2 separate regions of the Homo sapiens genome follow, and region 2 is linked to region 1. A link is an interaction called in ENCODE POLR2A ChIA-PET data of the cell type or tissue named here. Cell type or tissue: PC-9. All regions are shown on one strand. Links, peaks and the distances in the headings refer to the core of each region. The heading gives the core; the rest is flanking DNA.

Evidence for each region. ChIA-PET counts read pairs that join two places held together with the same protein. Peaks named below come from ENCODE experiments on the same cell type or tissue, not always from the same donor. Only the 100,000 strongest peaks of a DNase experiment are listed, where the experiment ranks them.
Region 2: POLR2A ChIA-PET joins it to region 1 with 10 read pairs; 14 of 35 experiments call an interaction of 5 or more read pairs at or near these places.

Annotation. Positions count from the first base shown.
Region 1 is chr12:79,678,125-79,686,467 of GRCh38, forward strand. All of the region lies in intron 2 of PAWR (pro-apoptotic WT1 regulator), which reads right to left. Among named protein-coding and RNA genes, the nearest start is that of PPP1R12A-AS2, 7.7 kb to the right of the region's middle. In PC-9, for the core only: no CTCF peak of the experiment used is centred there; a DNase peak (open chromatin) is centred at 7,187; H3K4me3 peaks cover 1,737 bases; H3K27ac peaks cover 1,770 bases.
Region 2 is chr12:79,530,002-79,538,344 of GRCh38, forward strand. No RefSeq gene overlaps it. Among named protein-coding and RNA genes, the nearest start is that of MIR1252, 110 kb to the left of the region's middle. RefSeq lists an enhancer at 2,838-3,338. In PC-9, for the core only: no CTCF peak of the experiment used is centred there; a DNase peak (open chromatin) is centred at 3,090.

The sequences.
Region 1 (8,343 bases), core at 120-8,119:
TTATTTTCACAGTATTTTGTGTTGTTTACTACTCTTGAATATCTGCCTCCGAACAAGACAATCCTTTTAATGATTTCAAATTAGGCAGACAAAACTGTTTTCTTTCCAAAACCTGTGAGAGTTGTTGCATAAACAGATATGGACAGAGGAAGGAAGTACCCAGTCAACAATACTGAACAGCAGAATAAAGTCTGAATTCTTTGGCATGGCATTAAAATCCAACACAATTGGTCCATATCAATCCTCTTTAACTGTTCTCCATTCACTCCCCATCATGAATTTTCTGAACATCACCATTTCCTCTGTTAGAACATATCCTGCTTATTTCCAACAATGATAACCAATGTGTGGGCACTGGCACCCAAACAGATCTGGAGTCAAAGCCAAGTTCTGCCAGGATGGCCTTTGGGCAAGTCATAACTTCTTTGAGGCTCAACTTCCTCATCTTGTAAAATGATAAAAATAAAAACCTACCTCATGAGTTAATGTGAAGATTAGATGTAACCCATGGAAAGCCTTCTGTGCAGTTCTGGACATACAGCAGGCATGCAATATAAAGTTATTATTTCTATTACTTCCCAGTTCTGTGCCTTTGCACGTGCTATTTGCTCTACCTGAAATGTTACCCTGTTCCCCTCTTCACTTGGAGAATCTTTCTTACCAACTGAGACCTAAAGCATAATACCACCTCATGTTATGTAAAGCCTTTATTGACTTCCTTAATTAATGGCTCCCTTTAGGGTATTTTTTTTTTTTTTTTGGCGGGGGTGGGAGGCACAGGATGGTGGTTAGAGACAAGGTCTCACTCTGTCACCCAGGCTGAAGTGCAGTGGCATTATCATAGCTAACGGCAGCCTAAAATTCCTGGGCTCAAGCAATCCTCCTGCCTAAGTCTCCCAATCTGCTGAGATAACAGGTGAAAGCCACTGTGCCCGGCCCATGGCCCCCTTTTCTGTGCTAGTTCAGTACTTTGCTCTTTTCTCCATCATAGTTGTTATTATACTAACCTCTAATTATTTATCTCTTTCCCTGAAAGATTAGAAGTTCCTTAAAGACTGGTGAATATTTTCTATCACACAGCACTGAGCCTGGGGCACACAACAGGCATTCATATGTTTCTGAAGAAACATTTACATATAGATTCTTATAAAAGAATCTATAAAAAATGCTGCAGCATATGAGAGGAGTGACAGGGCAAATGCTACAGAGAGGACAAATGGAATGAAAGAAGCTGTCACATTCGGCAATTAAGAGGTCACAAGTTTGGTGACACTGGTACAAAAAAAAGGTCACAGGCAACCTTAGAGAGATGAATTTCAGTACTGTAGTAAGAAATGAACAGTCAGCAGGTGAAAATGTTGCCTTTAAGAAACTGACCAATTATGGAGAAAAAACAGTAAGCTGAAGGTAAAGCAAAATTAAGGGAACATTTCTGCATGACAAGATGAACCAGGAGGTAGAGGCTGAGTATTTAAGTAAGAGGTAATAAAATAAAATCCCTGATACGGCAGTAGTATTAGCCTGGTGGGGCCAGGAGCAGTGGGGGATATGCTAGACTCAGCTAGAGGAAAAAGGTTGAGGTTGAAATGCAACTTAAGTTTTGAGGTAAAAGCTTTCTGGAAAGACTACATTAATGTTTTGTTTTTTGTAATGGGCTAGATGATCTCTAAACACTTTTCCAGCTCAAAACATCCAGTTATGTAATTTTTAATGCCAATGAAATATCTCTGAAATCTATTCTTTCTTTCCTTTTCTACCACTATTGCCCTAGCGATCATTATTAGTATACTCTTATATGAGTACTCCCATTTCTCTGCTTCCTATACCTTTCCTCTATGTCATTACTTGGATTGATCTTCCCAAGCCATTGTTTTCTATGTTTTTACAACGTTTTACATATTTTAGACAGATTGATGGGGATACAGATATCTATGCATGGGTAGACATATACGCACTATAACATTTGTTTAGAAAAACATGGATTTGTCCCAATGCCACTGATATGAACACATGTTAGGGAACAAGTTGAGAATAACACTAATTTTGTGTTTGCTTATGTTCAAATGCAAGAAATGCTCAGCAGGCACAGATAACTGCAACCCAGTCACGTAGAAATATATGCATACACACCTCAAACATCTGCCAGTTACGTCAGTTCACTGCATACGTTATGAGCTACACCCATCCACATCTGGTGTAACACTCTCACTCCAATTTCAGATAACCTTCCTCCTACCATTTTACAGTAATTCACAAGCTGGGATCCTTCTAACACTTTTCAAAAAGTTTAGGTATTTTTCAAAGTAAAGTGTCATATTTGTTGTAGTATTTATGTACTTATTAAGCATTTAACATGTGTGAAACTGCTAGTTTTTATTAGGTTTCTATCTTTTTAAATGCCATTGACAAAGTTTTTGAGTGTTATGCCCCAAACTCCATTTTCACATATGCCCTACAGTTTTTACTGCACAATTTTGCATACCATGATGAGTTTCAGGAACTTATTTCAGCTACAGCATACATACATTTATAATTACTCCAGCTCCAACCACCAACTTCCCAGTGAAATCAAAGGTTATAGAGGTTTAAAAAAAGAAAAAACCTCTGGTCATCCTTCACAATTATCTGAACCTATGAGACTCTTTCAATGGCACAAACACTTTTCCTGAGCAATGTTTCAGGAAACACAATATATGAAAAGAAAAAAATAGACCAGGTGGAGTGGCTCACACCTGTAATCCCAACAACACTTTGAGAGGCCAAGGTGAGAGAAGCATTTGCGTGTAGGAGTTCAAGACCAGCAACATACTGAGACCCCATCTCTACAAACAAATTAAAAAATTAGCCCAATGTGGTGGTGCAAGCCTGCAGTCCCAGCTACTCAGGAGGCTCACGTGGGAGGATCTCTTGAACTCAGGAGGTTGAGTCTGCAGTGAGCCATGATCGTGCCACTGCACTGAGCCTGGGTGACAGAGATCCTGTCTCAGAAAAAAGGAGAAGAAGGGAGGGGAGGGGAGGGGTGGGGAGGGGAGGGGAGGGGAGGAAAGGAAAGGAAAGGGCTATTTATCTAAGACTATTTATGGGCTAATCAAAAAGCCACATAATAAGGCAGATAAGCAGTAAGGTCCTTTCCCAATGAAGTAATGGTTAAGTATTTTAATATCAAACAGCACAAAACACATGCATCCAACTGGACATGGTGGCTCATGCCTGTACTCTCAGCTGCTTGGTAGGCTGAGGCAAGAGGATCACTTGAGCCCAGGAGTTTGAGGCTGAGTCATCACACCATAGTACTGCAGCCTGGGGAACAAGCAAGATCCCTGTCTCTAAAAAACATACAACAAAAGATACATACACATCCACCCCTATTTTTGAAGTTATAGAATAACATCATAAAAATACTCATGATGAGTGGTTAAGTATACACACAAATCAATAGTGTGGTTCCATTTCTCAAGTAGATTCAAAAAAATAAGAATAGAAACACAAATATTAATATGTATAAGATAACAGGTTTTTCTACCTTTCCTTGGATTTATTTCCATGAGAGAACTACAGTGAACACACTGCCTTTTTTTTAACACATTACTTCTACTAGCAGAAAAAAATTAGGATTACATAAATTTGATTTGCATCAACTTTTGCTTACATTATAGGATATGGAGAAGTCTTTCAAGAATTTGAAACCTAAAAGTAACTTCTTTGATTATTTCAGCTAATACAATCGTACTTTTTATTCCTATTCCTCAAGCACCATCTTCTGAATGTTAACTCTGTTCTGAGATTTACATTCTTTTTAAATACTACTAAAAATATTCTGGAAAAAACTCCAAAATAATAGAAAATCAATTGATACTTTATGTAACCTGCAAATTCTAAAATATTAAGTAGTTTGCTTACATGACCATAGATAAGCTTAGTCTGAAAGATGTCTTTTTAAGTTAATTTCATCTGTTTCAGTTCTGTATTTCAAACTGTATATTATTATGTTTATTTATCCTATTCTCTTAGTCCCCCTAGAGTTTTGTTTTGTTTGAGTTTTTCTGAGCCAGGGTCTCACTTTGTCACCCAGGCTGTAGTGCAGTTGAGCAGTCACGGCTCACTGCAGGCTCGACCTCCTGGGCTCAATTGATTCTCCCACCTTAGCTTCTCAAAGTGGTAGCATTAGAGGTGTGAGCTATGGCACCTGGCCCCACAGAATTTATTATGAAGAGCCTGAAAACAAAGTTTCAGCTGCCACAGAATTGTAATCCACAATATAAATTCTCTCCTATCTGTTCACTTCAGCAAAACCTAACAAAATATTAATTTTCAGAATACAACTGCCCTATTTCTTCAACTACTTAAAATAAATGAGACTATCATTGAAAAATACACTGTGACCCACAAAATTTTGCTGGACAAAATCTCCAAAAACTATCACAGAATAAACATTTTACTAGTCAACTGACATGCTAAGATTTGAACTTGCTGGAGCTCTTTTTACCTTTGAAGTGTGTGATTTTGCTGCTTTTAGAATTTAAATATTCCTACAATGTCGTTCAGCCATGGTGCCCTGTGTATTTTTACATAGCCTAAGGAGAATGTAACAGGTGGCTGAGGCTCAATTCTATACATGTAGGTATATGGCTATAACACATTTGCCTAAGATCTAAACAGAAAGTTGACTCAGCAGTTAACCAAATATGTTCAAAATCAATTGCCAGTCAAGGATGCCTATAGGTCTAACATGTAAGATTTGTAATCAATGGGAAAAATGTTTGCACTTGATAGTAGTTTGATAAGATGGCAAACACAATGCTTTAAAAGTTTGAGTTGCTAATTATCAAATACATTTATAAACACAAGTATATGCTTTCACTTAAAGATATGTAAAAATTAAAAATGAGTGAAAGTAAAGTTCTAATTACGCATTAACTATTTGAGGTGTTTCTGTAGTCTAGACTTGTCTAAATTCTGGAAAAGAGGCAAAGCAGACAGAGCATTTTGCACTAAGTATGTGACATTACATAAATGTTTAAAGTACTTTGAATTTCCAAGTAGCTCAACCTGTCTGTTAAAATATGCACAGTTTTAAATTGGAAGAAAAAAATGAAAATGTTTAACAACCTCATAGGAAATTAACCTATACAGTAACTACAATTTCTGATTTGGGCATTTTTATAACATTTTCACAAACATCATTTTATTTAATTCATGTAACAATCCTGTTAGATAACCAGCATTCATTTCATTTGACGGATCAGTAAACTAGTACAGGGTATTTAAGTTAGTTCTTCCCAAACTTTAGTGTGTACCAAAATCACTCAAGTTAAAATGCAGACTCTCAGATAACATCCCTAACCCAGACTGGGGTGGATTCCAGAAATCTGATTTTAAATAAATGGCAAAAGTGATACTGGTAGAGATGGTCCCCCCAGAAACATCTTTTAGGACACTGATTCTAGTACTGTAACTAAAGTGGTAAGCAGTGGAAACTCCTTTTTTTTTTTTTTTTAACTCTGAATCAATGTTCCCAAATGTTTAGATGACAGAGCTTTGCAGATCTCCATGAAAGATATGTAAAAGTTTTATTAAGGTGAAAGTATTACACTCAGTTAAATTGTTAGGTTTTTGCAAAAGTAATCCAACTATTAGGCTGGTGCCATTACTTTCAATGGCAAAAACTGTGATTACTTTTGCACAAACCTAATAAATACCTATTATACTAAACTCCACTGCAAACAAATGGTAGTAGGTGCCCAAGTTTTAAGAAACTTAAAATTGAGGAGATCCTACCATAATTTCATTTTCTCTGTAAAGTGGGAAAGGCTGATATTAAATTATTTTAAGTTAATGGCTTCTCATAATTTGAATACCATATCACTTTACTGAAAGGAAAGCTAAAATTTAGGGACCAGAGGTTCTAAGAACATAATGAAAAATAAAGATGAAAATATAAAAGCACTTAAGAGCACACCGTGTGAATACTAAAAAACCACTGAACTGTACACTTTAAAAGGGTAAATTTTATTGTATGTGAATTATATCTCAATTTTTAAAAAAGGAAAAAAAGCACAGAGAAAATGTCAAACCCTAATATTTGCCAATAATTTTATACTTATAAAACATTATATCAACCTTGCTATTAAATGGCATAATTATTTTCTGGCACACATCATAGGTGCTAAAAAAAAAATGCAGAAATAATAAATAGCATAGATAGGCTTGGTACGGTAGCTCCCACCTGTAATCCAAGCACTTTGGGAGGCTGAGGCGGGTAGATCACTTGAGGCTGGAAGTTTGAGAGCAGCCTGGCCAACATGGCGAAACACCATCTCTACTAAAAATACAAAAATTAGCCAGGCATGGTGGTGCACACCTGCAGTCCCAGCTACTTGGGAGACTGACGCAGGAGAATTGCTTGAACCCGGGAGGTGGAGGCTGCAGTGAGCTGAGATCACACCACATGCCACTGTACTCCAGCCTGGGCAACAGAGCAAGACTCCACCTCAAAAAAAAAAGAAAGAAAGAAAAAAACAAAGAAAATAGTATAAACAGGCCACTAGCTTGATAATGATTTTAAATAAGAATTTTAATGCCAGTGTTTATATATTCATTTGTTCTCAAAATTTTCCATTAAAGTCTCACTTCATCTATGTTCTATAAATAGGGCTATTTTTAAATTCCATAGTCATATACTAACAATTTAACACTAAAATATTCTTTGTATTTCTTAAACTAGGTATACAGTATGTAATACACTGAAGTGTAGTAAGATGGTTTATTACGCACAAGACTGTGAGTGCAAACTATCTCTAATCTACTTCTCACTACATGTATGACCTGAAGCAAGTAACATACCTTCTCTTCCCCATTTTCCCATAGGGCTGTGGTGAGAATTAAATGCACTAATGTATGTCAAGTGCTTAGAACAGTGCCTGGCACTTAATAAGCACACCATAAATGTCATCTACTTTAATTATGTAATTATTATTTTTATGAGAAATGACATCCCAGCTCAGACAACTCAGTACAAATCCTGATAATATTAAAATTTCAATTTACTTTACCAGTGAGCTCAAACATTTAGGAAAGCTGGGCTAATAGCCCAGGTTTTACACTAAACAGTCTCAGTGTTTACACTATATCTACCCCATTCACGAATCAAATTTTCTCCAACTCTGAGTCATTATTAGTTTCTCTCCTGACTCATCACACAGAAAGGTAGACAGTCTGGAGCATAATGGGAATAACAAAAGGCATTTCTTAATCCACCTGGATTTATAAAGTTTACTAAGTGGAACTTGTCCTATATATAATGTTCAATAAACATACTAAATAATTATGACCTAACCTGTGTTCACTTAAAAGTGCTTTCTATATGTTAAATGCTCCTTTATCTTCCCTTTCACCAACACGAGTTCAAACTATGGAGTAGGTGTCATGACCCCATCTTGATAGAAAAACAATATATCACTTAGGTAAAATCAAAGATTCACATTTTCTGACCACTAGCCAAAAATAAATTTACGTTTTGCCGAGAGCCTGGTGTTCAAAATTTTGCCACTCTATAGGTTAGAGGGTCAGAGGCAATCTCTGAGTCCACAAATTTGACCTGAAATTCTATTCAATTCCATACCTTTACTGTTTTCCTCATTCAGATGTTTAAATTACTTAAGATAATCTTTAATAAAAAGTTATGTAAAAATCTAGGGAAATATGCTGAATAATGAAAAGTAGGTTAATTTTTAAAAACTCCCCTTTCCCTAGATATATACATACACACAAAATACACAAAAATGTTTAAAATATTGCTCTATCAGTTACTTTCTATGTGATCTTGAATCATTTAAGCTCTAAGTCTTCATTTTCTCCTCTGGAAATAGTGATAAACAGTGTAACTACCACATGAGATTGCTGTGAACTTCAGTACATAAAGCACTTTAGCCAACCACTAAAGCTAAACCACTTTAGCCAACCACTATTTTAAAACAGAAGTTTTAAATACTGTATATGTTAACTTTTATACTTAAACCAAAACTTCAGTGCCACCTCTACCTATTCAAAGATTACATTTTCTATGGCACCCATCTCCATTAACCCATTCACACAACCCTACTCAATGGCAGTAACTTCACAAACCCCCTGGAAACAAGTATGTAACTGTCTAGGAAGCTTTCTTCAACTATCACTCCTCCTCCCTGGGTTAGGTACCCTGCTCAGGCACTAAGCTATACTTACTACTCTACTTTTCACATTTCCTTATATTACCTGAGAGCACCTCGTGGGCAAGGCTTATGTCCTATTCATTTCTATACCCAGACTGCAGTCCAACAGTTGTTATCACTGACTCACATTTGA
Region 2 (8,343 bases), core at 82-8,081, 150 kb before region 1:
AGTAGCTGGGATTACAGGCGCCCACCATCACGCCCAGCTAATTTTTTGTATTTTTAGTAGAGACGGGGTTTCACCATCTTGGCCAGGCTGATCTTGAACTCCTGACCTCATGATCCATGTGCCTCGGCCTCCCAAAGTGCTGGGATTACAGGTGTGAGCCACCGCGCCTGGCCTCTTCTGAGAGATCTTCCTTAACCAATTTAGTCAATCTGTAATGCATCACTTTATCTTATCTTCTCATGGCTGCACTTTTATCATTTGTCTCCTCCCACTAAAGTGGAAGCTATGTACAGACAAGGAGTCATCTGTGTTGTTCTTTTCTCTGTCCTCATGAACACAACAGTTCCTAGCACAAAGTATGCATTAGTAAATATTTGCCAACTAACCTAGTACCACCATAAAAGGATATTCTTCTCCAAATAACAAAGCTTCGTGTTCAGAATTAGCACACCTGGAAGCTCCATTTTGAAAAACAAACAGCTTATCTCTTTGAAAGGAATATTTCAGACCACTGTGTGATACGATTTGCATCCCTAAGCAAAGAAATGACTTGTCATGGGCAGACACTATAAGTAGTTCATTTTTCATTCTCACTGGATTAAGATGTAAAAGTCTGATTTCAACATCCTGAGACCTTCAAACTAAACTTGATGAATTATTTCCCTTCTCTGGTCAATGGATAAACAGAAACTTCTTGTCAATTCTCACTATAATTTACTGAATCTTAATCTTTGGAAATCTGTTTGCTCCATCTTAGTGCAGTTACAGCTCCACTGTGTGGAAAAACAAGGGAGACAGGCAATAGAATATAGGTATGTTACCTAAGTGACCAGTGAGAAAATTTGGGAAAGTGTGTATAAGAGATTATAATCTGTAAAAACATATGCACAAAATATCAGAATGATAAAGAGTATTTTATTCTTATCTAGATTGGATATGGTATTTCTAAAAATTAATTATGAATCAGGGGCCAATAAATATTTGATTATTTACATGCTGTCTTTCCCATCTTCCCGCCTCTTATTTCCATAGCACGCTTGAAGCTGTTCAGCAATTTTCGCTTTTAACTATTGCATCTCTGTCAGTAAACACTCTGACATGTATAAAAATCACAAATACAAAACACAAAATTCATTCTAGTCAGATCCAGAAATGAGACAATTTAAAGCAAATAATTCCCTATGTGTAGATACATAGAGATGCAGCTATGGAAACTAGCAGAGGCAGCACTCTCTTTTCTGAAAAGAAATGTTTTCCATTGACTTGCATCCCTTGACCTTTGCCTAGGAAAAAAGATCCTTCATAAAACTGTCAATCATTACGAGTGACACTAAATCAAGACCTAATCAATGTCCAACTGGCTCAGTTTCCAGGAGATCAGGTGCAGAGATAAGTTAATAATCTCTTCCCAAAAGGCTCAGAAATATTTTTAACATTTCTTAGGATTTCATACATTGCAATTTTGGGTCTTCAAGGCACCAAAGCATAGTCTGATTTCTAGTAACACAGCAACACTCAAACAAAGAGCTACGCAGCTTCTACTGGTTTACCGCTGAAGACTTTAAAACCATTTCAGACCCAGTTTCAACAAATGACTGATGGAAATAGTAGAATTCTTTCCTTCCCTAGCTTCAGTGGGTAGAATGAGCTCCACTATGTACTACTGGGTCTTTCATTGGACTAACCCATTAGAAGGCTTCAGCTGTTGGTGAAATTAGAAACTAGGCAAAGTTTATCTTTGGTGACTCAAGCAAGATAAACCCTCATCTCCACTCTCCCCCATGCTCCTGTTGCTCAAGTTCTTTTCCTATCAAAACATCCTCTGTGCAAGAAATCAGAACTCCCTAGCATTAAAATAAATGTTCGCTAGAAGCTTCAAGGATGACCTTTCTCAAGGAGCTAAGGAAACGAACAGGAATCAGAGCTCTGAATTATAGTATGTTTTCCAGAAAAAGAGAACAGGTAGGGAGATGATAGGGGAGTTTTACCTGAACCTGTAAAATGGTACCACACAGCAGCTGTCTGCTTTGTCTACACTGTGGTTGTCAATTCAGTTAAAAACTTCAAAACCAGACTCTTCTCTCAAGTCGTTCATAATTCAGACAAGTAAACAATTAATTTTCATTTATGAAATAATTGCAAGGATATTTAAAGGACAGAATTAGTACAAAAAAAGGTTAAGTTTTACAGAGGAGGCAATAATTGAGCTTGGTTTCCAAGAATGAATAAGAATTTGTCAGTGGTTGTGGTTAAAGGACATTTTAAGCAATGGGATCAAAATGAGCAAGCTAAGGTGAACTGAAAAGCATTATATTAGTAGCATGGACTCTAATTCACCTCTCTTCCCCCTCCAGAAGATTCTGACCTTAAGTATTACGAACTCTGCTTACAACTATCAGTGTTCAGTTTTAGGACATAAATATGTATTGAGAATATTATTGATGGATATTCACTGTGTGGAATACAATGATGAGTAAGGTACAGCCCAACCTCAAAGCAGTTTACAATATAATGGGTTTAGACAGAAATGTATGCAAATAACATAAGATCAGTCAAAATGAAATTCATCAAATCCCCCAATCGGACCATAGTTCCCCGTATGGCTGACAGCAGCTGCTTAGACCAGACTTTTTTTTTTTTTTTTTTTGAGATGGAGTCTGGCTCTGTTGCCCAGGCTGGAGTGCAGTGGCACGATCTCGGCTCACTGCCAGCTCCGCCTCCCGGGTTCACACCATTCTCCTGCCTCAGGCTCCCGAGTAGCTGGGACTACAGGCAACCACCACCATGCCCAGCTAATTTTCTGTATTTTTAGTAGAGACGGCGTTTCACCTTATTAGCCAGGATGGTCTCGATCTCCTGACCTCGTGATCCGCCCGCCTCGGCCTCCCAAAGTGCTGGGATTACAGGCGTGAGCCACCGCGCCCGACCATAGACCAGCCTTTACTCAGCTAACAGTATGCAGGCCTGTTAGAGTAAGGAGAGCTCTGCTCCAAGTGTTGACAAATATCCCTCCCCCTGTGGCTAAATCAGCCTGCCCGGTCATCCGTGACGAAAGTTTGAGCTCACCAGGAAGCCTTGACTCCTTTGGCCAGATATCCAGCTGATTGTTTTGGACAATTATGAATTGGGTAAATATTTTCTTAAGGCTGAAATGTTAACAGTTTGGGTAAATGCTCTCCAAAGCTTCAGGTAGGGAGTCAACCACACTTTTCCTTTAGAAAGTCTCATCCTCTCACTTTTAACCTTTTAAAGCAGTATGGGCAAGATTGGAATTCACTGCTGCTTTTCTTTTTTCCTTTTTTATTTTCTTGAGTGCAGAAGCATGGAGGACCCGTGTTAAGAGGTCCTTCTCTCTCAAGAAAACATCTGAAGTCCAAACACCTGCCTTGAGATTCCCACTTACGGAATGATATGAGCCTCTCATGTAAAATGAATGCAGTAACAAAAGATGAAAGCAATCTTAGTAAACACTGAGATTTCATTATATGAAAAAAATGTGAATGGGGTATTCTGTAGTTTAGAATCACAGGAGCATAGACTCAAAAAGACCTCAGAGGCCATTTCATCTGATTTCTCATTTTATGATTTAGGGAATTCATTTTCATTCATTCACTTATTCAAAACTCAAAATGATTCATCCTAGGCCAGCATTCATCTTACTGACTCTCAAAGTATAATCCCAGCAGCATTAACATCACCTGGGCCTTCCTAAAAGTAAAAATTCTTTTTCATTTTATTTACTCATTTATTTATGAGACAGAGTCTCACTTTTTTGTGCAGTCTGGTTTCAAACTCCTGGCTTCAAGTGATCTTCCCACCTCAGCCTCGCAAAGTGTTGGGATTACAGGCGTAAGCCACTGTGCCCAACCAAAAAAAAAAAAAAATTCTTGAGTCCCATCCCAGATCTACTGCATTGGAAGCTGCGGTAGTAGGGCCCAGCATCTGTATTTTAACAAATCCTCCAATTTATTATAGTGCATGTAGAAGTTTGAGAATTACTTCCCTATACCCTATAAGTGAAATGTATTAGTCAGGGATATATAGTTTAACTGGTTTAAGCAAAAAAGGGAATCTGTGCTCTGTACAACTATTAAGTTCAGGGAATAATACTTTCTCCAGAATATCTGTGAAAAACACCACATTTTTGCAATGACTCCCAATTTCCTTCCCCATCAACTACATACTCCTCTGTTACAGTTGTACATAATCTTGCTCCCAAGTTGCCTAACTTGATTTTCCACTGCTCTTCAACAGGCATCTCAGTTAGACTTTGTAGTCTCCTCTCCATGCCTTGACCATGCCATGTCCATTTCCCTCATTCCCATTTCATCCATGAAGTTCCCCTCGACCGTAACACTTTGCATTCCCTCCACCTATCAAAAATCCTGCCCAGACATTAAGATTTAAGCTTACATTCCACCACTTACATAAAAAATCCTTTGTCTGCTCCAACCCTTTCTTATAACTGTCTTATGAACTCCCACAACATTTAAGTCTCTGACTCACACAATGTAGCTGTTAATTACATTTCTGTCTTAGGGACTGTTTCGTTGTAAAAGAACCCATCTGTGTTAGCTTAAATAAGTGTAGATAGTGGTAAGGATTCGGATGGATTTCCCATAATCCAATTGCAGGATAATGAGCTAAACCTCAACAGGTTTGAAAGTCTTAAGTATTAGATAAGAGCACTTACTCCTCATGTTGCAATATGAATAGACATATACTGGCCTCTCTCCTTAACCCTCAATCAATCTTAATCAATTATCTGACTGGTGAGTTTGAAGGAAGAAACTACACATGCTTTGTGCAGCCCTTTCCTTTCTTCTCCTTGGGAATCTTCTGAATGGGGCGTTCAAGGGCAGGTCCCCACAGCAGGGAAAAACCAGGATGGGACGGTGGGCAGCACTGCAGTTTTCCAAGTCTGCCTTTGATTAGGTAGATAAGTTTATTTCTGCAGTGAAGTTGGTAAGCCCCTTGATACTGCAAGATTAAAGTTGTCCTCCTGGTTGGGTGTGGTGGCTCATGCCTGTAATCCCAGCACTTTGTGAGGCCAAGGCAGGCGGATCACAAGGTCAAGAGATAGACCATGCTGGCCAACATGGTGAAACCTCATCTCTCCTAAAAATACAAAAATTAGCTGGCCGTGGTGGCATGTGCCTGTAGGCCCAGCTACTCAGGAAGCTGAGGCAGGAGAATCGCTTGAACCCGCAAGGCAGAGGTTACAGTGAACTGAGATTGGGCCACTGCACTCCAGCCTGGTGACAGAGCGAGACTCCATCTCAAAAAAAAAAAAAAAAAGTTGTCCTCCAAATGGCTTAGGTGACACTTTTATTTCCATGTGCCTGACTTAATTATCTGTCCCTCAATTGGTTTGGAACTCAGGAGATGAAAAAGGGGGTGTTATCAATGGTCACACTAAAATTTAGATAATAGGCACTGATCTTTTCTCTATCTGAAGCTGCATATTTAGGATTTCTGCTGTAATCCACTCCAATTCATCTCACTCTGAAAACTAACTTCTTTTTAACTGGATCTTCTGGTTCCTCACTAACTTGGGCTTTTATATGGAACTAGTGTTATTATTAGTGACAGAGATTACTAATTTTCACCAAAATTTAATCTCCTCTGCTTCTTTATTAAGAGAACACCCAAATAGGTGGTGAATGGTGGCCCAGAATAAAGAATACATTTCTCATCTAGGTGTGGACATGTGTTAAAATTCTCACCAATGAGATTTAAGTGGAAGAGCTGTGCACACTTCCCAGAAGATATCCTAAAAAGGGAAGGAGTTTGATCTTTTCTTCCAATTTCTTCCATTCTATTGATTGAAATGCAATTCTAATGTCTGGAGCGAGGGCAGCCATTTTGGACCATGACAGAGAAACAGAGGTGTGCTAGATCTGGCTTATATGAGCTTGGGAGAGCAGATGATTAAACATTGAGGAATTCTGCAAGCTGGTTGTTAAACCATTGTAGCTTGAAATTGGCCATGGTGGGAGTATTTCCACCATGAAAATCAGGCAAATGCTACAAATTATGCCATTTTCCCCCCCAGAGGGCCAGTTTACCAGCCTGCGACTGGGTAAAAGCCACATGTTGAAAATGGTAGAGCAATAAGACAGAAGGGGTCTGAGTCCCTGATGATCATGAAATGGCTAGCCAGATGAGCCTTCAGGACTGCCTATATTTACATCAGAGAAAAATAAGTTACCATCTTGCTTAGGCATTGTAATTTTTGCTTTCTGCCCCTCAAAGCCAAATTTAATTGTAACTAAAGCCCATTTGAGGCACTAGGCCCAACTCAACACTATCTAAATACAGTTTTGGGGTCATTAAGGAAACTGAGAAAGAAAATATAACTTGTTCAGCTTAGGTCAGGTATTCACATTCCTGGTGCAATCTGTGGGGCCAGAGATGTGGGTTCCATGGTACACACCTAGCCACCTAAACCTATCCTTTCAGCAGGGGCTATTGATTCACATCTGAAAAAGAAGATATGGGCTGATAGACATCCCAAACTAGTTTACTATGCTACCATTTGCTATATTAGCATATAATAAATGGTAGTACAGCACATCGTTGTCATTGTTGTTTTCTTTTTTTGAGATGGAGTTTCAGTCTATTGCCTAGGCTGGAGTGCAGTGGCATGATCTTAGCTCACTGCAACCTCTGCCTCCTGGGTTCAAGTAATTCTCCTGCCTCAGCCTCCCAAGTAGTTGGGATTACAAGCATCCACCACCACGCCTGGCTAATTTTGTATTTTTAGTAGTGAAGGGGTTTTACCATGTCAGTCAGGCTGCTCTCAAACTCCTGACCTCAGGTGATCCACCCACCTCGGCCTCCCAAAGTGTTGGGGTTACAGGTGTGAGCCACTGCGCCCAGCCCTTATCTAATATCATTCTATGTAGCATCTATTCCTTTTAAGCTTATTTGTCTGAATTATTTTCCAAAAATGTTTTATAAATCATTGTTCATATGCATTTTTCCTTTCATTGGTAGATATAGATTTTCTGTTTTGCCATGAGTGCAGTAGACTGTTTTATACTCTGTCAGCCACTGAGCACTCTACTATGCTGCCCTAAGTATCTTGTTTATTCCAGTATGGTCTCTCTCCATTTATTTTATGTTCTAGCCAACCATTTTGACCAATAATGCCTGACAAAACTGTTCAAATGATGGTGCTGTACCACAGGAGACCTTCAAATACCTGTTTTACTGCAGCTCTAAGTACCTTCAAGGAAACAGAGAATAAAGAGAATAAGAGACTTGTAAAGATCTTTTGACTATACGAAAACCCTCATAAACATGACTGCATCCAAGGAGGATTGACCAAAAATCATGTGAATATGGAGCTATAGGACGACATAGATGGAGGCATATCAGACTTTAGGGGATCTGAAAAGACTGGAAAAACTACTGTCACTGTAGTTTTTCAGTGGAAAGGCATTTCCAGTGGACTTTGCTATCATGACCTTTTATATTGCTGATTCAGTTAGGGCACCCCAATTCAAAGACACAATGCAGCATGTAAATGCATCTACTTAAAGTGTATGTGTGTGTGTGTGTGTGTGTGTGTGTGTGTGTGTGTGTGTGTGTGTGTGTATTTCATATCTGAATTGATATTATATTGCTAATCATATTATAAACTCCTGGTGGACCTGGAGAGAAAAAATAAATAAATAAGACAGGATCCTTAACCTATTACAGAAAAGAGAAAAATAAAGAGAACACTACAAAATGGTGTGAAAAGTGCTATGAGAGAGGTAAGCAACGTGTAGTGTTCATAAAAGTTGACTTTCCAATATTCATTCCACTCCCTGCGGACAGTATAATCCACCAATGAGAATCCTATTCCCTTGACTGGCCATTGGCTTCAAAAGTGAACATATGATTCAGTCTTGGTTAATGAGACACAGAAGGAAGTGGGAAGTTTTCTGAGAAAGTTTTCTCACTCCTAAACTGGAGACATAAAGAAGAGATGCTCCCTCTCTTTCGCTGAACTTTGGAGTGGGCTTACTATAAGGCAGTAGATATTATTTTAGCACATGGAAAAGAAGGCCTGGAAAGAAAAAGGTATCTGAGTAGACAGACTTTAAATGCCATAGGAGGAAGTACCATTCTTCTCATGGCCAGGAGCTAAACCTTTTAAAAAAGGCCTAGACCAATTACTTTGCATGATAACTAATTGCAGAAATCTTATCCCTATTCCTTACTATGTTATAGGGCTAGGACCAAGTGTAAAGCAAAACCACAAGCACAGCACCTTGGCCAGCCCAACTGGCAGTGTTAAGATCAAAAATTCCATTTTTTTTTTCCTAAGAGTGAGATTGAGTATTTGATGGT